Linked DNA regions of Homo sapiens: regions 1 and 3 are each linked to region 2. Evidence: chromatin loops called from intact Hi-C (ENCODE). Cell type or tissue: endothelial cell of umbilical vein. All regions are shown on one strand.

What was found. Peaks named below come from ENCODE experiments on the same cell type or tissue, not always from the same donor. Only the 100,000 strongest peaks of a DNase experiment are listed, where the experiment ranks them.
Region 1: it touches region 2 in a loop (5-fold over the local background); 4 of 110 quality-filtered maps call a loop at or near these places.
Region 3: it touches region 2 in a loop (2.4-fold over the local background); 7 of 110 quality-filtered maps call a loop at or near these places.

What each region holds. Positions count from the first base shown.
Region 1 is chr2:177,601,307-177,609,306 of GRCh38, forward strand. It overlaps IFT70A-AS1 (IFT70A antisense RNA 1), which reads left to right and starts at 1,754. Exons shown (of 3, transcript NR_198966.1): 1 at 1,754-1,867. It overlaps LOC124906098 (a long non-coding RNA gene), which reads right to left and starts at 3,371. Exons shown (of 3, transcript XR_007087317.1): 1 at 3,092-3,371; 2 at 2,437-2,600. In endothelial cell of umbilical vein, a CTCF peak has its summit at 3,331 (motif pointing left); a DNase peak (open chromatin) is centred at 3,245.
Region 2 is chr2:177,755,141-177,763,140 of GRCh38, forward strand. The region is part of intron 10 of PDE11A (phosphodiesterase 11A); the gene reads right to left. Among named protein-coding and RNA genes, the nearest start is that of PDE11A-AS1, 86 kb to the left of the region's middle. In endothelial cell of umbilical vein, a CTCF peak has its summit at 3,899; a DNase peak (open chromatin) is centred at 3,871; H3K27ac peaks cover 332 bases.
Region 3 is chr2:177,613,907-177,621,906 of GRCh38, forward strand. It overlaps IFT70A (intraflagellar transport 70A), which reads right to left and starts at 4,836. Exons shown (of 1, transcript NM_152275.4): 1 at 1-4,836. The coding sequence starts at 4,795. The coding sequence ends at 2,798. IFT70A-AS1 (IFT70A antisense RNA 1) reads left to right here. Exons shown (of 3, transcript NR_198966.1): 2 at 3,395-3,614; 3 at 4,382-5,332. RefSeq lists an enhancer at 4,909-5,138. In endothelial cell of umbilical vein, no CTCF peak of the experiment used is centred here; a DNase peak (open chromatin) is centred at 4,965; H3K4me3 peaks cover 1,246 bases; H3K27ac peaks cover 1,196 bases.

The sequences.
Region 1 (8,000 bases), 150 kb before region 2:
AAACTCCACTCCCAAACACCCCTAGTCATTTGGTCTGCAGAAGCCATCCAGGACTTCGACCAAATGGTTAGTGATGGCTGTTCCTATTTAAACCTCACGAAACAATAAGGTGTGTGGTGGTCGGGGGGCGGGGGGCATTTCTTGTTGCATGGAGAAGGGTGGGTCTGAAGTCTACTGGTCAGATTTATTTTTCAATATTTCTACCAGGGTGAGCTATAGGCGTGCTCATCCCTTCACCTCTTATGCTGTGTCTGCCAGTCTCATCCAATGGCCACATTCATTTTCAGGAAAAATATAGTTTATTACTTATTTATTTATTTTGAGACAGAGTGTCGCTCTGTCGCCCAGGCTGGAGTGCAGGGTCACAATCTCGGCTCACTGCAAACTCTGCATCCCAGGTTCAAGTGATTCTCCTTTGCCTCAGCCTCCTGGGTAGCTGGGATTACAGGCACCCACTACCACTCCTGACTAATTTTTGTATTTTTAGTAGAGACAGGGTTTCACCATGTTGGCCAGGCTGGTCTTGAACTCCTGGCCTCAAGTGATCCGCCCACCTCGGCCTCCCAAAGTGCTGAGATTACAGGCGTGAGCCACTGTGCCAGGCTCTGGGATGATAGCGTTTACATTGATATTGAGAAGTATTTCCCAAATTTGCAAGGTACCTTTCCTCTTCTCTCTCTCCTCCTTTCCCCCCTTGGGGCATTAGGCCCCATTTTTGTATAGGACAGTGTTTGGTTTCTTTCCTGTTCTGCTCTGGGAGGAGAGCAGGGGAGAAGAAAATTATTGCTAGAATATTAAAGGAGCTATGTTACCCAAGGGCCATTCTGATCCTCCTCCGGGCCTTTTGTGTATGGGGCTAGAGTAGGGAGGTTGCCAGTTCTTGCTGTGTCGCCCATGGGGTTTTGGCTCTAGAAATGCTACAGAGCTGTAGTTAAATTGTATTTTACGCATTCAAAGGAGCCACTTTCAAATCTTAAAGCAGACCCTGACCTGCAGAAAATCAAATGTTAAAAATCAACAGATGTTTGAGCAAGAGGAAGTACAACACTGAAGGTCTCTTCGTCGTTTGCCACATACAAGGCCTATGAGGGTAAATGTGGCATGCTCAAAGTAGCACAGATTTACACTAATGTTTTACCCAGGCAAAGTTTTCAGAAGAACTCAACTACCTTTAATGTTGATTCTAAAAGGGTGGTGTGTTCTTAGAGCACCCGTGGTAAAAAGAGTATGAAGCTCTGGACATTTGGGGAAGAGACAAAGAACCTGCTGGATTGTCTGTGCAAGACACAGGCGCTGACCTGGAGCTTACAAGAGGTGAAAGGACTAATCTGCATGGAAGGGACCCACACTCTGCACTACAGAACACATGGGAAGACACAGACCCAACTCACAGCAAGCCACATGTTGCCCACAGCAGGCCAACAGGCTAAGTATGTTGAAAGGGTTAACCATAGAGCAGTAATGTAAGAAATCTATGTAACAATGTGAACAGCCTCATAAAAAACGCCCAGCCAAGACCAGCTACATAGTTTTCAAAGCCCAGTGCAAAATGTAAATGTGAGGTCCCTTGTTCACAAATTATTAAGAATTTCAAAACAGTGACAGCAGAGATTAAACCAAGCACGAAGAGGATCCTCCTATGTGTAAAGCTTTGTGTGACTGCACAGAACCCACATCCAATGAAGTGAGCCCTGTGTCTCCAATAGAATCAATCCAAATGTATATCATCAAAACACTCTAATGCATTGATTTTACTTAGCAGGAAAGACCTTTGTCCTCTCCACAGAGCAGCTATGTCAACAGAAGGAAAAGAGATGGAGTGGACCTTCCTGGGATCCAGGCTGAACAGGGCTCTCCTCACTCTAAGGTGAAGACTGTGATTCTCTGTCTCCTTCTAAGGTGACGGGGTTCCTATTTTAAGCTATCTGCCAGTATGTGTGTCGGGTCTGAAGTTGTGTTGGTTCTGTGAAAAGGTTTCTCTTATACATGATTTCTTTCCCATGTCCCCCTTTCTTAGCAAACACATTGCTCTTTAAGAGATTCAGGGAAAAAAAATTTTTTGGCAAGTTTTGTGGGCTTTTATTAGATATACGCTGTAATTTCAAACTGATTACATGATGTCTGGCTTTCTCTGAACCCCAATTCAATATCCTGAAGAAGGGGAAGCTTTATTGCAAGGCTGAGGCACACACCAGGAGTGGGGTCTGGTGGGAAGTGCTGGCGCTCACGGGTCTGCTGATTGCTCTGGCTTCACCCCCTAAAATCTCTGGCTGACTGCGGATCCTTCACCTCTGCATTGCTTTTTACATGGACTTTTTCATCCTTCTGAATTATGTTTATTTTGCAATTATAAACTTTTTTTTAAAAAAAGACAAATCATTCACACTGTTACAACCTTAATATGCCAACTGTTTTCACTTTTCCACATTCTCTTACCGTCCTGGATTAACGTTTTGATCGTTGCATTCATGCTGGAATTATAAATTTTTGTTCCGGTATAGTCGAATTTTAATGCCTTCTATGCTCATAAAGTTAAAAATCATTTACAAATTTAAAGAACAGAAAGGAACAATAAAGCCAAGAAGAGGCCTTAGAATTGCCTGCAAATAGAAGATAAAGATTATGCAACAGTTATAAACTTTTTTCAGTAAAAGACAAATCATTCATAATTCTACAACCTTAGCACTCCATCTGCCTCTAAATGCTTAGTGGCAGTGATCCCAATAGAATAGAACTGAAGTGATTTTAATGGTTACCTATTTTATAGAAAAGAAAACGGAGTCTCAGAGGTTAAATGACCTGCCCAAAGTTGCACAGCCCCTAGATGCAGTCAGGACTAAAGTGGGCTGTGAAGGACTTTTTCACATAAGCTGAATAATCCTATTTCCACACTAGTAAGTTTCTGTGGGACATAAGTTCTTTGAGTGTCTATACTTTGTGGAATGAGAGAGTTGGAACAGATGCTTTCAAAAATCTTTCCAACTCTAAAACTTTGAATCCAACTCAAAATGAACACAATTGGATCCCAGCCTAGTCAGCCCAGGATTACCACACACATAATGAAAAATGTGGTAATGATCAGAACACTCACGATTTTAACAAGATGTTTTGTGCAGTGGCTAACTGGATTCTTACAAAAGCTGAAGGCTGGATCTCAGACTGCACTGTGACAATACATCCGCTGTCAGACAGATCCACAGGCTGGTGCTGACACTGTAAAATGACTAAGTCAGAGTAAAAGGAGGTGGTGGTCAGCAAACAAATGGAGGGGTGATCCTGTTTCCTGCAAAGATCCTTGAGCTTAGAGGACTTTCCAAGCAGAATAAGGCCCCCTCTACTGGTAGGATTTGTCATCCACCAAAAAGTCAGAACTTGTTAGGTTTGTGAGAAATGGGGGAAAAATCCTAATATCAGAACAGATTAGAGTGGTAAGGAAATGTGAAAACAACAACAAAAAACATAGTTTATAAAGTTTCAACTCTTCAGACAAGCAAATACAGCTCTAGAAAGTTTACAGTTGTTTTCCAATACATTTGTTAGGCAGCATTCTCCCAAGGAAATTTTCACCATAGGTGGTGAAAATATCTGACTAAAAATATAAAGCTAGCTTTTTGAAAATAGTGAATCAATGTAAATAAAAATCACACTTTTGATCAGCGGAGAGTAGGATTCTCCCCACACTCTCTCATGAAACTCTTTCATTTGCCTTTACCAAGATTTCTTAAACTTCAGTCATTCAACTATCACTGTCATGCTTCTTGCCATAGCCTAGTACTATGTGTATTATTTAATATTTTTCCTTCAATAAAACCATTTTTATTTTAGCTTCATCCTAAGCAATAGAATCCATGAAATTTCAGGTTTGATGTGTTAGGTATATATGTGTTTGCGTATGTGTGTGAATGGGTACATAAACCATACACACGATAAAATAAATACATGGCTCTTGAAAAATGTTCATCTGTGTGCCAAATTCTTCTCCATTAATTATTGCATGCGTGTAACATGCTTTACAAAACACTGAGGTAGCACCTCATGTTTAAGTCATGTAAATACGGTAGTCATAATTTCATCATTCCTTTAAAGGCAAGTTGTTGATTGCCTTTCTTCATCTGGTCTTGCCCTTCTGCCTTATCCTCTTCCTTGAGGCCTTTCTTCATCTCTTTTCCATCCTTTGACAGTCATTTGGTTTAGTATTCATATTTCTTTTCTCCAGTGTGGTGAGGAAAACGTCTTTCTCTACTGCCCACTGGGGACTGTGCCTCATTTGACACTGAACTCAGGGAAACCACATTGAAACAAACTGGCATTTGACAGGATGAATAAAAAGACCTTTGCATCCTTGTCATCTCCTAGGAATTGGGGCTTGAAGAATATTGAACAGTGATGTTATTTCTATTTCATCCTCATAGTCAGCCTTCTCTGAGGAAATGGCACATAAACACAGAAAGACCAATGTACAAAAACATGTTTAATAAATTATTCCTTGAGGAACAGAATAGAGTCTGTTTTTGTTTGGGCACTGTGAAGGCTGAAGTACTTGCAGGGAAGAATGGAGATGAGAAAAAGGCTGATCTTCATGAAATCGTTTCCTTTATTAAACATTCCTGTGGAATTAATTCATGCTCTGTTTCTTCAGTAAAAAAAGCGACCATTATGCATTTATGGCTGGATCAATACAATTCCCAGTTAGTTATAACTTGATACTGCTGTGAACCCCCAATTATTTACAGTGAATTATCTGTATTGAAGCTGACCCACAAAAGATCACTTTTGAAACGTCTTGTCATTGTAATCTGTTTTCTTGGCTCTAACCTATTATATCATCTCTGTTAACACTTAATAAGAAGTAAATAACCTAGGTTAGGCATGGTGGCACATGCTTGTAATTTCAGCACTTAGAGAGGTCAAGATGGGAGCCTCACTTGAGGCCAGGAATTCAAGACCAGCCTGAACAACATAGTGAGACCCCATCTGTAAAATTTAAATTTTAATTTTAAAAAGAAGTGAATAAACAGCCTTTCAACACAAAATATTACACTTTTAAGCAACTTTGGACCTAAAGAGCTCAGAAAGATTTGCTTCAAGTACAATCCATTTTATATTAAGAAGTGCATTACCTAAAGTTATATAGAAAACTCTTCTCCCAAAGGAAAGAACTGCAGCGGCTAAATTTTCATTTTGGTAACATTTGCATAAGAGTTTCAGAATCATATGGAAGATTTTTACCAAGTAGCCCATGATAAACCAAACATGGATGAAAATGAAAGTTACAGCAGAAATTTAAGCATATTCAATTCTAACAGCAGCTGATCCTGAAGACTGAAAAGCTAATACAAGACTCTGGGACCCATGTGGAGGAATGGGTTCTCTGCATTTACCGTGGCTTCCCAAAGAGGTTCTTTCTGATGGCAAACAGATGGAAACCCCATAGAGAGGCAGATTACCGCTGTGACTATCACAGGGCTACATCGTGCTTTGGAAATGACATCAGCCAGGAAATCAGTGACTGGAGTTTCAGATTTCATAGAAGGATTTTGCTTCGTTTTTTGTAGGCCCAAAGATGGCAGGAGGAGGCAATAAATTCTGCCTTAGAACCTCTCCTGGTAGATGTTTAAAGAGATTATAGGAGTAAATCAACTGTCCCAATCCCCTGATGTGATGTGGACCATCCGGTTTGAATTTTAATTTCTAGCGTCCTTCTTTTAGAGAACCGAAATAAGCCAACAACTCAGAATTAAGTTGGGCCTGATAAGTGGAATGCAATGCTGAGGGGGATTATCAGGAAGACCTAAAGTATTTACTTTTTATGAAGCTTTTCCCTTAACCAGATTTATAGCTGGAAAGGGCCAAGACTGCAATAGTGCTGTACATAGATTAGCATTTCTCACCAGAGAATAGATTAGGTTGTCTCACTTCAACGCTAAATCCTGCTGTTGTTTTCATTCTTTCATCGTTACTGAGATTTTACTGAAATCACCTTTGTGAATGTGGAGGAAATTCTAAAACTGGGGAATATGTTTTCTGTGACTTGCTGTATGCATTGGTATTTACCTTGTGTTTTTGCCAAGAAGCAGTAAGCAAGGTTTAGACTTAGTTCTTTGGGTGGAACAATTTAACTCTCTATTTAACTCTACATAAGTGAATGCTCTTCCAGTGAATTCATATCCAATTTTATGAGTAGCTGTTGCAATTTCAAAAGACTTGATGAGCAGTTAATGCTAATGAAGTCAAGGTTTTGGGTAACATCTTTACAAAGGTCAGTTAATTTTGTCCTACTCACCTGAACTTGAGGAGTGACGCTGGGTCTCAAGGAAGACATACTCCCAGAGTGTTTGGGAATACGCATAAAGATTCATCACCCTATGAACAATAGTCAAAATGTATGGCGTATATGTGATGCCAAAAGAAATTCAATGACACTTTAGATGATGAGGCATCCTTTATTTAAGGTGTGTATGTGGGAACTACCTCCATAGGTATACAGGACCACTGCAATGCGATTTTGCGGTAGGGAAGAGTGATTGGGCTTAACTCCACATATAGCATGGGCAAGTGGGAATTTATAGCCAAGGAGCAGGGTGGGGATCAATGGATGGAAAAGTACTAAGAGCAGACATTAGGGCTAAGTGGGGATTCTGGCCAGACTGACATAATAGGATTCTTGCTGAAAGCAGGCTGGGGTGATCAGACATACCTGAGGAATGGTGGAGAATAAGAGACCCAGTAACATCTGGAGGGTAATCAGATATGAAGGAAGAGGGAGTCTACTAAGCCAAGGATTCTTGTTAAAATTGGACAGTGCAGGCCGGGCACGGTGGCTCACGCCTGTAATCCCAGCAGTTTGGGAGGCTGAGGCAGGTGGATCATGAGGTCAGGAGATTGAGACCATCCTGGCTAACACGGTGAAACCCCGTCTCTACTAAAAATACAAAAAATTAGCCGGGTGTGGTGGTGGGCACCTGTAGTCCCAGCTACTCAGGAGGCTGAGGCAGGAGAATGGCATGAATCTGGGAAGCGGGGCTTGCAGTGAGCCGAGATCACGCCACTGCACTCCAGCCTGGGTGACCGAGACTCCGTCTCAAAAAAACAAAACAACAACAACAAAAAAAAAACTGGACAGTGTAGGGACAAATACGGAAGTCCAAAAGTCAAGGCCTACTTGAAAAGTTCAGGGGAGCCTGAGTAGAGTTCTGTCAAAGAGAAAATCTTTTTCAATGGTGTTTTCTGGGTGCTTTTAGAGACAAGAAGCAGAAAAATATGGCTCAAACAAGTTCAAACAATAAGATATTATTTCCATTCTACTGAAGACTCAGAGGTGGGTCAGGCTCCAGGATCATCAAGGACTCAAATTCTTTCTGTTTCTTAAGATATCTTCAAAGTCACCTTCACCCAAAGTCACCACGACCCTCCATCAAGGTCACAAACTGGTGGCACCAGATTCAGATCAACAATGCTTGATGAAGAGAGACTTTTTCTTATGTCCTTTTTTTTTTTTTTTCCAAAGGGGTAAAGAAAGCTTTCCCAGCAGCCTTCCAGGAGACTTCCTGTGTCTTGGTAAGGATTGGGTCACATGCCTTTTCCTAAATTAATCATGGAAAGGGAAATTATAGTGATCAATTAGACCAGCGGTTCTCAACCTTGGCTGCATTTTGAAAGCTCAGGAAAATACAGATACCTGGGTTCCACCCTCAGAAATTCTTTAGTTGTTTTGGGATGCAGCCTGGTGCATGTGATATGGTTTGTATCTGTGTCCCCATGGTTTGTATCTGTGTCCCCACCCAAATCTCATGTTCAATTGTAATCCTCAGAGTTGGAGGTGGAACCTGGTGGAAAGTGATTGGATCATGGGGGTAGATGCTTCATGAATGGTTGGCACCATCCCTTTGGTGCTGTTCTCATGATGGTGAGTTCTCACAAGATCTGGTTGACTAAAAGTGTGTAGCACCTCCGCCCTCATGCTCTCTCTTGGTCCTGCTCCTGCCATGTTAGACGCCTGC
Region 2 (8,000 bases):
GGACCAATTTAATTGGCATGTCCCTGGAAGTTATATTTATTTGCCTTATAATATTTGGGTAAGTTTGAGAGCCAAATCAGGGTGAGCATCAGTGGGGTCACCCCTGATTCTACTTAGTTGTGGAAATAGAAATGCTTTAAGGACATAGTAGAACATTCTTTTCAATAATGCTATATAGCCAACATCACTTGTGGAACCACTTCAGCAGACAGAGCGATCACTTGTGGGTGTCACCCAGTTTCTAGACATTACGAAGAGGCTCTTGTGAGCATCTTGCCTGTATCCCAGGAAATGCCTGCCTGCCATAAAAGAGGGCATGGGGTCATGCAAAAGTTACCTGCATGTACTGTGAAGGACAGCTATGATACCATCCACCAGGTACCTCTTTCCTTTCTAGAACTGGCCCTCCTTCTGCTGCGACCCCATGTTTCCACCTGGATTTGATTTTTCCAACTGACACACTTTCCTAAGCACACACTCCTCATCACAGTTGACTGGTCCAGGGATGGACAGGGGAACCAAGTGGGCCAAGCGGACCAATCAGAAAATGTCCCTGATATTTTCCAAACTGGAACTTGGGACTCCATAGTTCCCTTCTAGAAGGGGTTGCTGAAAGATGAGAAACCCAGGCTCTGCCAGAGGCCACTTTTACCCCTTTGTAGAGCAAGCCAGTCTGCAGTGAGTACCCAAGGGCTCCATGTGCAATGTGAGGCTTTTCATATTTGGCCCAAGGGGCCACCTGGGTGCTTAGTGGAGAGTCACAGCAGCCAGCCCCAGGAATCACCAAGTGGCTCTGAGGGTAGCAGATGGTTTTGCAGGAGCCCATTCTGTGGGGCAGGGTTTCCTTTTGGTGTGCACTACGCTCTCATTTGTAACACTTCCTGGGAAGACTTTGGGCTTTTACATACTATATAGAGGAAGGAGATTTTACATCTGGGACCTTGGGGCCATTTCAACCCTGCCTTCCCACTAATGAATTTACCACACAATAAGAGAAAGAGTTCCTGTTGGGAGAGAAGCTTGTTTGCACCCCAGGTCAGACAGGGCCACTGCTAACACTAGAATAGTGGGCCCCTGGTCTTTCAGGGGTTATCAAAATAACCAGCTTTTGCCCTCACACACAACTCCTCAGAGAACCGGAGTAAAGCTGTTTTCAAGAAGACCACTGATGGTTTAAAAGATATTTCAGGCAGAAGCATAAATTTCTTCATGGTTTTAAAGGGAAAGAAATTCCCTTTAAATTCATATTGGAGAAATGTCATCACAGAAAGCCTCTCACTCTCTTCTCGTTCATTTCTGAATTCTAAATCTTTTCTGTTGGTGGTGAGGGGAAGAGTAAAAAGTGGTTTTCCTCAAAAGCCAGCTTCAGTGGTTTACGGAGTTGTTTGACAAACTTAAGCCCAAGTGTTGAGGACGGCCACCTGTTCCCACAGAAATCACAAAGCTTGGTTTTCACAGAACTCGTCTCCATCTCCAGGAAGGCCAGAGGTGAATTATAGTATGTGTTAGGAAAATGAACCTAGTAGCAAGAGGAATGGGATCACTCAGCACAGGAATTGTTTGAAATTTGCCCTTTGGAGAAAATAAGTGCTGTTAGCGCCCACAAACATGTCCCTTGAAGTTGATATTCTAGAATGTTGAAGGCTAAGGAATCATACCTGCTCAAGCAATGGGGCTGGATTACTTTTCAAACTATGTAACCTTAAAACAAACAAACGAACACATAAACAAACCAAAACATTCTTAGCAAGGTCTGTTGAAACCTGAACCCATCTATCGAGAAAGTAAACCAAGATTATTCAAGGGCTCACAATCAGACGATAAGGAGGGTCAAGCCAAGACGAGAAGAATCTCAAACAAAACGCATTCCATGACATTTCAAAAAGGATCTTACAAATTCAGCATGCCCACCCATATCTCAATTTCTTAATGTGTGCAATGTAGTTACCTGGGCGTTTCTCTTTGTACCTCAGTTTTATCATCTGTAAAATAAGAAAAATAATAGTAGGGTTTTTGTGAAGACTAAATAAATTAATACAGGTAAGGCACCAAAAACTGGCCTGGCAGCTGGTAAAATGTTCAGTAAATGTTTATTTTCCAGATGACTGTCACATGGAGTAGACTGAGCATATACTGGGGCCCAAGAAAAGGGCCTCAGCAGCATGAACCAAGGTCTCCAAACTGGCAGTGTAACATCTCTCTTAGCTGCCTGATCCTTAAATGGGATAGAGCCGCTGATGCCTCCTTCAGAGGCTTGCTGTTAACATTCAATGAAATAAGAGCTATGAAAGCACTTAGAATCAGCAAAAATGCTGTGGTTATCATAGCATTTGTCTTAGTGAACAGCAATATTTGAAAATGTATAATGATTGGTATCATGTTATCCTACAGAAAGCCCAGGAAATGTATTTTAAAGTCCGTCCACTTGTAGATGCTTAACAACAGAACAGTATTTAAGCCTCTTATCCCTGGATAGGTTGAACAGAGCCTCGCTGTAAGTTCTTACCAGCCCTTCTCAGACTCTCACCTTTCGTGGGTGTGGATTTGATTATAGTGAGTGTAAAGAAGTACCTGTGGATGCTGCTCTGGGAAGGCTTTCAGAGCCAGTATGAGGCCAGATGCTGGGGCCCCCAGCCTGGGGGGATGAGGTGAAATCTGTTTTGAACTTAGATCCCTTCTACCATGTGGTCTTATAGAAACGATTCTAGAGTTTTCTGTTACAGTGGGACTGTAACAGACTTGCAGTTTTTATTAAAATTCTGACTTGTTCACAGCCTAATTCCTTTTAGTCTCAATGAAATGCTTTAGGCCCTGGATGGAAACATCATCCTGAATTACATGACAGTCTTAGAATATTCTCTGTGGAGGCAAGGCACGGTGGCTCACTCCTGTAATCCTGTAATCCCAGCACTTTCGGAGGCCGAAGTGGGTGGATCACAAGGTCAGGAGATCGAGACCATCCTGGCTAACACGGTGAAACCCCATCTCTACTAAAAAAAAAAAAAAATTAGCCAGGCATGGTGGCAGGCGCCTGTAGTCCCAGCTACTCGGGAGGCTGAGGCAGGAGAATAGCATGAACCCGGGATGCGGAGCTTGCAGTGAGCCGAGATGGCGCCATTGCACTCCAGCCTGGGTGAGAGTGCAAGACTCCGTCTCAAAAAAAAAAAAAAAAAAAAAAAGAATATTCAAAGAACATTCTCTGTGGCTATCAAATCCAAAGACAGAAAAATCCTGCACAGATGTTGTGTATTGACTATAGATGTTCTGATATCTGGCTAAGGTGGTGTCTTTGTGAACGTTATGAATTGCTTCTAGGGAAGCGAAAAGCACCTCAACAGAGCTACCATTTCACCAACATGCAGTATTCTGGGGAAAAGGAAGAGAAGGAGTGCCTGATGGCTCTATCAGCTCTGGCAAGGAAATGAATGCATTGAAGGAATAGAGTGCAGGCACACAGACAGCGAGGCTCAAATCTCCTGGCTGCATGCATGCTGCAATTACACACCACAATAAAAAGAATTAATGTAGCATCTGACCTGCTGACCTCCAGATGCCTACTGCACCACCTCATCAACAATCCCCAGACCTCCACGGTGCCTCCTTGGCCACCCGCCGGCTGCCTCACTGGGATACAGCAAGCACAAGGGCCTTACACAGGCTTTGTTCTTAAGGCTAAACCAAAGGGGAGAGTCCCCCAGTCCCTCCACCTCGTGCCTGGGCAAATGAATAAGCTGTCCATGTCACTAACATATTCCAGGTCATGCGTACACACAAACATTATTATATCTCGATATTACTTTTAAATTACTGTCTCTGGGGTTTTAGCCATTTTCCTAGAAATGTGGCTCAGCAAATCCTTACGTGGAGCAAGGATGGCACCCAGTGGCCAAAGTGCTTCATCTCAGACCCTGTTTTCTCAGGGATTTTCCATTTGCTTCTCTCTTTGGAGACAATGAATTGCCATGAGATCCTTTTGTAAAGCCAGAGTTGAAACTCCAAATCATATGACTATCCCGTTAAGTTGGAGCACGTGCACACACACACACACACACACACACACACGCACACACAAATGGAAACAGTATCAGGAGCTAATTCAGAATAGCTAAAATTTCTGAAAAATCTTTAAAATTTACCTTGAGAGTTTTATGTTAAAATCATCATATTTCAGATGTGCAGATTACCATCCATGATGTTCCCAATATCAAGTATCACTATAGGAAATATTATAAAAAATGCAAGCCCAGTCTCACATTCTTCACTTCATATTCCCCCAAATAGTCTCTAGTTCATAAGTGCTCATGCCTTAAACATAAGACTTTATCACCTGACAAGTGCTTTATCATGAAACTGATGTTTGCAATCTCATATCCTTGTTATCTTTCGTACAAGGTACTTGGCAGGCCTGGAGAGCACAGGATAATAGAGTGGGACTACTCTTTTTCCTTTGAGCTTTCCAGATGTCAAGAGATTTTGATACAGCTAGATAGCCAATCAGACTGTAAGGAAGACAGGCGAGATGTCAGAATAATGAACCATATACTCTCTTGCTAAGAATGATGCAATGTCTCCATAATGTTTCTGTTTCCAATTTCCTTAGGTTCCCAAGTAATCTAAAACCCCAGGGCAAAAAGTCACATGGATAGTACAACCACAATACAAAAAGAAGTTTCTAATAAAACAACATTACGTATTAATTGCCCAAAGAGTACCATAAACAGTCTTACTAAAAGTCAATATGTTGAGTTCAGCCAACAATTCTGTCTTTCTCAGACGTCATTACCATTCATGCTTATTTGACCCCCAAAATGTCAAAATGCCACCAAGATTTCAAGAATAATAGCTGAATCAAAAGAAATGACTTAAAAATGAAACTCCATGACATTGCTTCCATTTTCCTACTCCGCCACTTGAAGAACAGCATTGTCTTCAGGAACAGACAAAACATTGCAGAAGAAAAACCAAAGCAGAGGGGTTCCATTTTTCTTGCTGGTTCTTTGATCCTTAGTTGCCTTCTACATAAAATGGAGATATGCTAACCCTGCCCTCACCAAGACTTTGTGAGCCTCAAGTGAGATAATGGACATGTACCTGTTTTTATACACTGCAATTTCTTAGTACTTAAGACATTTTTCTTATTTAAACATTTATAGGTAGCATTAGTGTATAGTTTTTATACTGATGAGATTGAGACTCTTGTTTTACCCACGTAATCACACATCTTCCTCATGAGTATTATTATATTATATTACCTTTCAAATATAATATAGTCATGGGGGCTTTGGAAATTACTTATATGTAATTAAATCAAGCTGAGCTATCTTGAACAGAGCTTGAATTAAAAAATTTGAGTATGCGAAAATCATAAAAACCCCTAAATGTTTTGTCAACATTTATGTTGTTTTATGTTTTATTTTCCCCTTTCTTCCTAGAGATAAATTTTATAGGTTCATAAAATTATAGCATTTTTTAGCTAGAGATGGCTTTGTTTTGCAGATGAGGAAACCTGGAGCCTAGAAATTGAAATTAACCAAAAGGTCTGGTGGTTACTTTGTCTTTTTATACACTTGCTTGCTCTTGTCTTACTGTGTCCATGGTCTTACAAAGACTGTTAAAAGGGCAGATCTGGCTACAGAGACTGCAGAAAACCCTTCAGCCAGACATTGTCTCCTAACTTCCTATTTCATAGGGTGTCTTGAGACCAAGAGAATTATGATTCACAAACACTTAAAAGATTTTGGATGAATCCATTTCCAAATGAGGAAAAATAGGAAGAACAGCCAAACCAGAGCATGATTTCAAAAACAGGAAAGACAGACTATAGAACTATATAAAATAGTAAATACAAATACAAATAACAAAGCATTAGGTGTTTTGAAGGTCAAAAAAATAGGTTTAAAAAAATTTAGTCAGCAGGGTGGTGGTAGGAGGATACATGAATGAAGAAACGTATTTAGTAGTAAAGAGATTGCTGAATCAACTAAGAGTTAAAGGGCAAGGGGCTTTTGCCTCCAGCGGGGAAGAGAGACACTATCATTACAGCACACTCCAAAGAGGATAGGAGTACCTATCCTAAACAAAGAAAACGAATCCCTTTATTTTCATATAGTTTAGGGTGCACAGGACAACAACCAGGAACATAAAAACAAGGGGTTTCAAACAGCATAAAGCAAGGATTGGGGTGAAATTGTCAGAAATTTCCATCGTCATAGGTCCCTGCTTCAAAATTCCACCCAAGCATTATAAGTTCTTTTGCCATAAAAATGGCGAACATTTCAAGGAATTTGGTCACAAGGTAGAAATTTCTCCAGCACCCAGGTGCAAGGCATGGCTTTAGGTGATATAAGGGTTACCAAATGAGTAAGTCAAGGATTCTCTCCTAAAAATGCAACTGCTTTAATCATTTGAGTAGACAGGTGCACCAAGATTTATATTGCAAGGTAGAAAGTGATGAATATGGTAGGAAGAAAGGCAAATGAGAAGGTCACTTTTGACTGAAGGACAGCAGGAATGACTTCATGGAGAAAGGGGCAGTTGAGAAGGGTCAGGTAGATTGTTAGCGATTTATATATACAGATAGGGAGAAGGATGGGTGCAAACATATAAAAGGACAGGGAATGGGCAGAAAACACCAAGTAGAACTATTTGGTTAAGGATAGCTCAGTGGGAGCATGGGAAACAGGCTGGAAAAGTGAGCTGAAAGTTAGAGTTTGGAATACTTTTAATGTCCAATTAAATAATTCGAATTGAAAGAATCTAGAGGCTTCTAGAAGATACTAAACTTTGTGAGCTGGAACCTACACCAACAGAAGAGTTCATCTGTTCATCTGTTAGCTGTGCACAGGATGGATCTCGGATAGGGTCAACAGCAGGAGGCGGGAACCCAGCTAGGAAAGCAGTGTACAATAATGGCCTGCCTGAAGGAGAATGAGGATCTGAACTAGTGAGGGCTGTGAGGATGGACAGGAGCAGGAGATGTTTGGAAGGCAGAATGGACGGGACTGCATGTGGGGGCGGGCAGTGATGAGGACCCCATGATGACTGTACAATGATAGCCAAAGTGTGCAACTGGAGATTGAGGGCTACAGAAGCCCAACAGCCAGGAGGTCGTAGCTCTGTGCACACTGAACGAACAGTAGAGGGAAGGCCACCCATTGTGATGGCTAACCCAAGCCCCTCTCACTGAAGTGAGGGACTACGTGTTCTTCATTTCCTGGCGTCACAGCTAGAGTTATCAATGGATCTAATTAGAGGAAAACTAAAAAGAAGATAAAGTGATACAGTCCCAGATGCGCTAGTGTTCTGGAAGGTTCTGATGACTTTAACCTCTCCAGTTCCCTTCACAGTTCAGGAGTCAGGGATCTCACTGGGCCACACTGTTGCTCTCCACTGGACCTTCAGGACTTGTCGCCGCTTTGTTCCTAGCGCTCTGAAACAAAAATGAGCCCTCCTTTGTTTCACTGCCTCAAGTTCAGACTTCCTGCGCCTTCCCGTGTGACACTTAGGGAATGCAGTGAATTCTGCTGTGCTAACATGGGGGAGGGAGAAGGTGGGAGAAAATCCTCCAGGCCCGCTCTTCCTCCCAGGGAAAGGAGATGCTCACAGTGATCTTCTGGGGAGAGTGTCCTCGCTTTGTTTTCAAATAGAAAGAAGTGACAAATAGTGGCTGCTGAAGTTGATGTGAGGGGAGGTCAGGGTCACCACAGGATGTATTTTGGTCAGGCGGGTCCTTGAAGGGCCCTCAATACCTAGCCGCTTAGCTCAGCAGGAGGGAAGACGAGCCTGGGCTTGCAGATCTGGTTCCCCTCATGCTCAGCACCCACTCCCCCGCCCTCCGCCACTATCTTCAATACTCAAGAGTGACAAAGTACAACCATCCTTTTTCTGATGTGGCATTTGATTAAGACACAATTCATACAGACAGCCGGACATTTGAACGCGAAGCACTCCGCATATTTATGGATGCGTCCTGAGCAGTGCAAGCCGCCCGGCTCGGCTGC
Region 3 (8,000 bases), 140 kb before region 2:
ATATTTGCAATCAAGTTATTGGCAGGTCTCACTTAAACTAACAAATGCTTATTTTTCACACTAGAAATGTACTTATAAGTCTCTATATTCTAATAATTTTTCCTTATGAAGCAAGTCCTTTTCTAGTAAATACACATTATGATGTTGTAGAACGGATTTCAGTATGTGGTGGATCAATCTTGGCCCAAATCCAAAGGAGCTGATTTAATTAAACAACCAAAAGAACCTCAATTAATAGTGGTATCAAGTATAGAGTAATCACTTAGTAAAGACTCACTCCCCAAGAGAATATTAAACACTATACCTATGGCTAGTAAATTAATTACCGTTTGGCTAATGTCTGGCCCTATTTTTCAATATAAAATGATTATAGATTACAGTAAGGCAAGTGTCCTCTAAAGTTGAGTATATTTAATTCCCAGTGTTACAGAATTTAAAATGATACAAATACTGCATGTCTTTAAAATTTCAGTCTGTTTTTCTACTGAGTTCAAAAAGTTTAAAAGATGGAGGCTACCACAAATATATAAAAAAACTTCACTCTATTCTACAACTTACATAGATCTAGTACTTTTGGTGAGTCCTCTTAAAATTTTTTCTGGCATTACCAATCTGAGAGTCACTTTTTATCAATATATGTTATCTTGTTTTGCAAAAATGCATTTTTAAAAGGTTTCCAAAGTCACCTTGATAATCATAGTGCTCACTCACTTGACACTTACTGCTAAAAGGTTGTTATGCATCTTTTATACCTGGTTGAGGTTCAACTTCCAGCTATCAGAGAAAAATGTCCCTATAATTCTATAATTGACAAAAGGGAAAAGATAAAAAAGGGAAAGAGAACAGGGTGGTAAGAAAGATTGATTTTTCATTTCTTATCTTGTGATACATGCTGCAGCAGTAAACACCACTATCTCTCAAGTAGACCCTTTGAAGACAGGGGGAGAAAACACTCCAAGAGAAAGCTTTAAACTAGAGATTGCCTTCCTATTCTATGTGGCTTTGACCTTTTGGAAAGTGCATGGCCTCTTCTCCTTGTATTAAATAAAACAAGAATATGAGGACTGATGATTTGATTTGGTGAGTTAGTTATGGAAGTAGTTCTGGCATCTCTTATTTCCATTCTGTTATCCATTACTTCTGTTCTGTTAATGGCAGCAGACACTTGATTAACTACTGAGATTTGGACATGCAGGAGATCCAAGGTGGATTGTGAAGTACATCATTAGCTAAATCTCCATTACATCTTCACTTCACCGGTTCCTCTGTTTCCAGATTTCTGGCAGACTGGCATCTAAAGGCCTTCATGTTAGAAGCAGGAGAGGCTCTAAATATTTCAAGAATAATTGAGGAAAAAATACACATTATAACAGCTTGTCAAACTACTGAATGGAACGGTGGTTCATCATTTTTTGGAAGGATTAAAAGCAAATCTCCTCTTCCCGAACAAAAACAAACATTAGTACAAAAACTGAAAGAGGAAGTTAAGAGAATTATACCATTTCTAAATACTTATAAAATTATTAATTTATGCGCAACCATAACAGAGACTGGGGACCACCCTATATATATTCATAGCTACGGCTGTAAGCAAAAATTCCAGGTAAAAAGGCAAAAATCCAAATTTCTTATTAATAATCAGTATAACATCCAACAATAACAATCACTTACCATAGGGGTTAACATTTACTGTAAGCCAAAATCCTAGAAAACATTAATATAAAATACAATTATATATTTCCTAGCTGATTTGCTTATATATCCAGGTCATAAAAAAAGAAAGGCAACTTTTTTCTATGTGGCTTATACAGAATCGGATGTTACAGCTAAAAGTAATTGTAAAGGCTTCTGATAGTTCAAATGATTGTGAAATCCCAAAGAATAAAGGAATTTCTGACAGCCTAAAATTAGAAGGTATGGAACTCATACTTTTATTCTTCTCATTCTCAGTTCAGTGCTTATTTTTTCCTAAAAAATTAAAAAGTAAAAATTAAAAATTTCAGTTTTTAAAAAACCAAAAATATTAATAAGCTTCCACACTTAATATATGTCAGTATCCACAAGGAGGCAAAATCATTTCTGTAAAATCAAAAATAGAACATGAAGAAAAACGTTTATTATAAAACTTAAGAAGCAACCAATCAACCAAATTATGAAAAAAAATTTTGTCACTGACCAAACCTCATAACCTGAAAAGAACCAAGAAAAGAAATTCCCATTATACTTGTACTTCTAAAAGGGCTTAGAGGTCTAAACTAGACTTCGTTGCAATCCAGAAAGTTAAAGGACTAAAAAACTGGAGAAATAGAGTTAAGAATTAGATTTATCAGACAGCATAGTCTATGCTGAGATAGCAAAATAGACATGGCTTTATTTGCTGATTGAGAAGTGGTCCAGCCGTGGGCTAGCAGTCATTTACATATCAGTGACCAAATGCAAACATACCCGTACTAACAGTGCTTTGGTCCATGACATACCCTTTTGACAGCCCAAAGCTGAAACGTCAACTCTATCTGGGGTTACTTGCTTATACAAAGATGTTACTCTAGCAATTGTTGCTTGAGGGCAAGACCAGATGATTGTCACTAGTAGGAAGAAAGCAGAAGTGATGCAGCTTACACTGCATAGTCCCTACCCTTCTGGATTAAATGAAAAAGTTGCTCAAACATAAACTTGTTCTTACAAAGTGGATAAGATTCAAAATAAGACAAATATAAAGATGCCAAGGCTAAATACAGATAAAAAAAAGTGTGGTACGTAAGAAAGCCATTTTGAAAAAAGCCACTATCAGTCATAACTACTTATTCCATCCTATAATCTCATAAATCAAAGCTTTCAATTGTCTGGACTCATCTGTGACTGTATTCTTCCCAACATGCATTCTTTCTTCTTCGAGGGGTTGTTCAATAACAGCAGGTATGTTTGTGCCATAAAGTTCACAGTGTCCTAAAAACTGGACACATTCTTGAATAACACTGTCATGAATGACTATCATGTGTTTTGACATGTTTTCTAACAAGGACAGGAAGCATCTTTTGGCATAATACCAGGTATCTGTTCCCAGCTTTTTATTATAAGGCTCCAAGCTTTTGATAACTCGAGAAATACCAAACTCATAGTTTCCTTTGGCACAATAAAGAGTTCCTATCACCAAATTCACAATGCAGAGATGGTACATTTTCCGATTTGGGTCATCATAAGAGAGCTGCTCTTCCTCCTTTTCAATCTTCCTCATCAACTCCTCTGCTTCTTCATTTTGACTTGTCATAATATAGGAAACACAGAGATTAGCCAGTACAATAGCACTGACATTCAGGATGTTATCATAATGCTTCTTGACTATGGGTTCATAGAAACCAATGGCTTCTTTGTATTTGTTTTCCTGCATGAACAGAACATGAGCCACATTCAACTTCCACACATCATGGTCGTTACAGAATTCCACAGATTTGCGGAAGACCTTTTCCACCATTGGATAATTTTCAAGATTCCAGTAGATTTTTGCCTGAGCCATCAACACAGGAATGTATTTCTCCATGGTTTCATCATATTCATTCACTGCCTTTTTGATAGCTTCATCATCTCTGTTGTGTCTTGCTTCCTGTACTTGCTTGGTGAGTCTCCGAAGCTGCTCAGTCAGCATCCCTGCTAGCCCATCAAGCTTAATGAAAGCCTCTTCAGGAGCTGTCTGGCAAGTGATCAGGGCATCTAAGAAGTCATAGAGATAGGGTGTGAGGAACTTATACGTCAAATGGGCATTTTCTGCCAGGACATCTGCTGCCAGGTCAAAATACTCATATTTACAGTAGAGCAGCAACAGGTTGCCAAAAGTCTCTGGAGGAAAGGGATTCTGTTGGAGCAAAAACTGTAGCTTTTCAAACCCTTCTGTAGGCCTGGCATCCATGTTCATTAGTGCCTGGTTGTGCAGGGTCACAGGGTCCAACTCTTCCTCTGCCCTGGGTGGCATGTCGGTGAGGGTTTCTTGAGCTACCTCATAGTTTCTCAGTTGGTATTCTATGGCTGCCTTAAGGTTGAAGGCTTCCACCAGAGCAGTCTGATGGAGAACTAAGGTGTTGCCAACACTGCGAACATCAAAGCCCTCGGTGGTCATGCCCACACCTAGCTCAGGATGCTGGCGGATGCCACGCTCAATAATCTCAGCGATATGCTTCAGTGCTGAGGCATACTGTCGGCTGCTGTAATAGGCCAAAGCCAGGTTGTAGGAAAGGTCAGGCTGGTAGCCCGAGGCCTGCAGTGTGGCAGAAAACTTGGAGCATGCAGCTTCATACTGTCCCTCCTTGTAGAGCAAACAACCCAGGTTGACCTGGCCATCGGTCTCATTGTCGCCTCCACTTTCTTCTCCCCCTTCCCCACTCAGCAGCTGCTCCACCAGGCTCCTGGACCCTGGCAGATCGCCCTCGCTATACTTGATGGCAGCTTGCAGGCGGAGGACCCGGCTGTGGTAGGCGGGGTTATCCAGGAGAAGGAAGGCGACCCGAGTGGCCTCCGGATAAAGGCAGGCCTTGTACAGGGCCTGGGCCTGGTACAGGCGGTACTGCTCCAGTTCCGGGTGCAGCTGGCCCAGCTGCTCATAGCACTCGGCCGCCAGCGCGAACTCCTGCAGGCGGTAGTAGCAGTAGCCTAGCAGCGACAGGCCGGCACGGCTCCTGGGGCTCCGCTGCAGTTCTCGGCCCAGCAGCTGCACCGCCTCGGCGTAGCGGGCATCGCGGATGAGCCGGTACACTAGCGCGGTAAACTCCCCGTCGGGGATCTGCGCGCCGCTCAGACCAGCCATAACCACCACGGCTGTTATGCGTGCGGTTACCACGGCAACAGGGCAACCGGGCAACCGGAAACGGAAGACGACGGGTTACTTTGCCACGGAAGGAATCTGTTAGGAATAAAAAGGGACCGTTCTCGTTAGTCTCTCAAGTTCGGTTTGATCTTCAAATATTCTGGACTGCAGCGTGGCGGCAGTCAGAAGGGGAAAGACGACTACTCCGGGCCGTTCAGAGACTGAATCTTCCCGGTCCCGGCATGCATCGTTCCTGTGGCGCCGCTGCGCAGGCGTGGCCGCACTGCATGCTGGGAGGCGTAGTCCCTGTTGCACCGACCCGACTCGCGGCCCGTGTGGACGCACGGTCACTCGCCTTCCCTGCCCCCTAAAGATGAGGGGCACTCTCTGTGTCTGTTGTGCCACCTCGGTCTCTAGCGAATCGGAGGAAGATTTCCGGCACCATGTTCTGGCGATTTTGAGCCTTGTGCATTGGTGTGGTCTATACTAATGCTGGCGTTTGGCTTACTTTTAATAAAGTAGAGATCGTCAGTACAATAAAAGGACCTTTTAATAAAAGGAGCGGGATGGCAAAAGGGAGTTAACTCCTTGAATTCCCTTGGAATTAGAGCAGGTTCTTATGCTACCCCGAGGGCACAGTTTGTAAGAACAGAATACAGCAGCAAACAGAAATCCTTCTTATTTTGGTGGTTTCCAGAGGTTAATAAGGAAAAAGTGCTGTGAATCTTAATTGGTACTGGGAGAGGATCTGTTTTTGATCGCAGTATCTCTCCTTTTCCATGACAAAAAAAAAATTACTGAGTATATGTTGGCGTTTACACTTGGTTGTATCCATTGCTGTGGTCCTCCAACTGTCTCTGCCAATAAGAAATCAGTATCTTTTGTCATCTCCCATGATATCCATTGGTCTCTCTAGCACCTAATATAAACCTAATCCAAGTAAAAGTGTGTTGTTTGCTACATAATTACTGCAAATCCTTTGTATGCATCCATAATAGTGTTACTGCCCATAAATCTTTTCTGTATATAAACTTCACAGCTATCATACGGTTGATAACGATGTCAACCATATCATATAGCACCTCTATTAGAGACTGTTTACATATAGTATTTCTAATTTGAATAAGCAGCCTGCATTCTGCATATTGTAGTTTAAGAAGTCTGTGGGCTAGAAAGGTTTAAAGATTTAAGTATTACATTAATTAAATCAAACTATTAAATTAATAGTTTGTTTAAAGCCACATCTAGGTAGGTAGGGGCTGAACCATGATATCCAATAACCAATTTCAATAGGAAATAGTGACTGATGAATAACCCAATCCATGTATCTCATGTACGTGAGTTTGTAAGGGCCCATTGTTTGGTGCTAAGTGTGTATAAGGAATATTATTGTCTTTGTTTCTCCATTAAAACAATGAACTAACTTTGTGTAGTTAGTAAACTTTGAACTTCTAGGCCTTGATTCCAGCTGTGAGCAGATGTGACTACTGGAGTTGTGTAGTTCGTATTTACCCAGTATCACTGGAAGGAGATTTTTAGTAGGTGTGTGATTGCTCATATCATCATATGACTGACTTTATGTACTTACTCAGTCTTCTCCCTTGCCAGGAATTGGCAGAGTTGGGTCTTTTTGGCTGGAACTAGACAAGGAGCTTCCCAGTGCATCAATTCCAAGAAAGGGAAACTGCACCCATTTCAGGATTGAATGGGACTTTGGCTCACCTAAGACCCCACAGAAAGCAACTGTGGAATATTACTATAACTCTATTCTGAGGCTTCTTTCAATCTGATCTCTTGGTGCACCCTTTTAGAGTCTTAAGCCCAAGGAGGTACATGGGTAGAGGATACTGCTCAGTAATAAATTGGGGGAAGGGGTGCATCGACTTCTTTACAGCAGGCTGCCTGATGGTTCTCCCTTGGGAATTTAGGCTCAGTATTTTATTTATTTATTTTTTAGAGACAGGGCTTTGTTCTGTTGCTCAGGCTGACATGCAGTGGCATGATCATAGTTCACTGCAGCCTTGAACTCCTGGGCTTAAGTGATCCTCATGCTTCAGCCTCCTGAGTAGCTGGGACTACAGGTGCACAACCATGCCTGGCTAATCTTTTTTAAAAAATGTTTTAATGGAGATAGGGTCTCACCATGTTGCCCAGGCTCATCTCGAACTCCTGGCCTCAAGCAACCCTCCCACTTTGGCCTTCCAAAGTGCTGGGATTACAGGTGTGAGCCACTGTGCCTCGCAAGGCTCAGTATTTTAAAATTCTTATATATGTACTGTTACCTTAGGTAATTTGCTATTAAATTAAGGTGAGATGACAACATGGGAATGGGAAATTGCCCTTCATTAGTCTTTCTCTCTGTTTTGCAGAGTTGTATTTACATCATCTTCAAATGGCTTCTTGAAAATGTATGAAAATAAAAGGACTATATTCTCCTCCAAATTTCTGGGATCCCTACCAGGATTCAGTTGGGGTTCTCCTCTTTGTGTGGGTACCTGTGAGCATGGTGGCTGAAGTGGGCAGGAGGGAGGCCGTTCTGTGTCTCTTCCTCCTTATTTCATGTGATGCTGCTCCAGAGGCCTGGCTTGAAAAGAGCAGGACATTCTGCTTAGACAGATGGAGGGCAGGGTCATTTTCAAAATGAAATGAGTGCACAAATCACACTGTGAAATTGGCATGACCATCACTGCTGCTGTGATAGACTGACTTTTATCTGGTCTCTGATAGGCAGTTGGGGAATAGATTAGTTTTGTTGGGCGTGGTGGTGAGAGAAGGCTGTTTAATGATAGAAATTATGGAAAGAATGAAATAGGGTGGAATATTATAAAGTGTCATAAAGCATCATTTTGTTTGCAATAGGATCTTGAAAACCTGGAGGATATATCAAAAAGTAAGTGTATCATACCATTTCAATTAATAGGAAAGCATTTGGTGGTTGCAATAAAGTGATTTGGTGACTTGTAGAAAGGAATTGTAGTTTGATGAAATTTGAGTTGGACTCAGGGTGGATTTTGCTACACAAAGGGAGACATGTTTATCACGTAGAAGAGTTTCATTTAGGCGAAATAGATAGGAACAAAAAGCATGATGCTTGGTTCTTAGCATACTTATGTTCTGCCTGCCAAAATATGCCATGATCAAGTCCCATATTCTATTTGTATGTACAATCTATTTGGCATTCTCTTTTAAAACTAGTTGGCAGGTA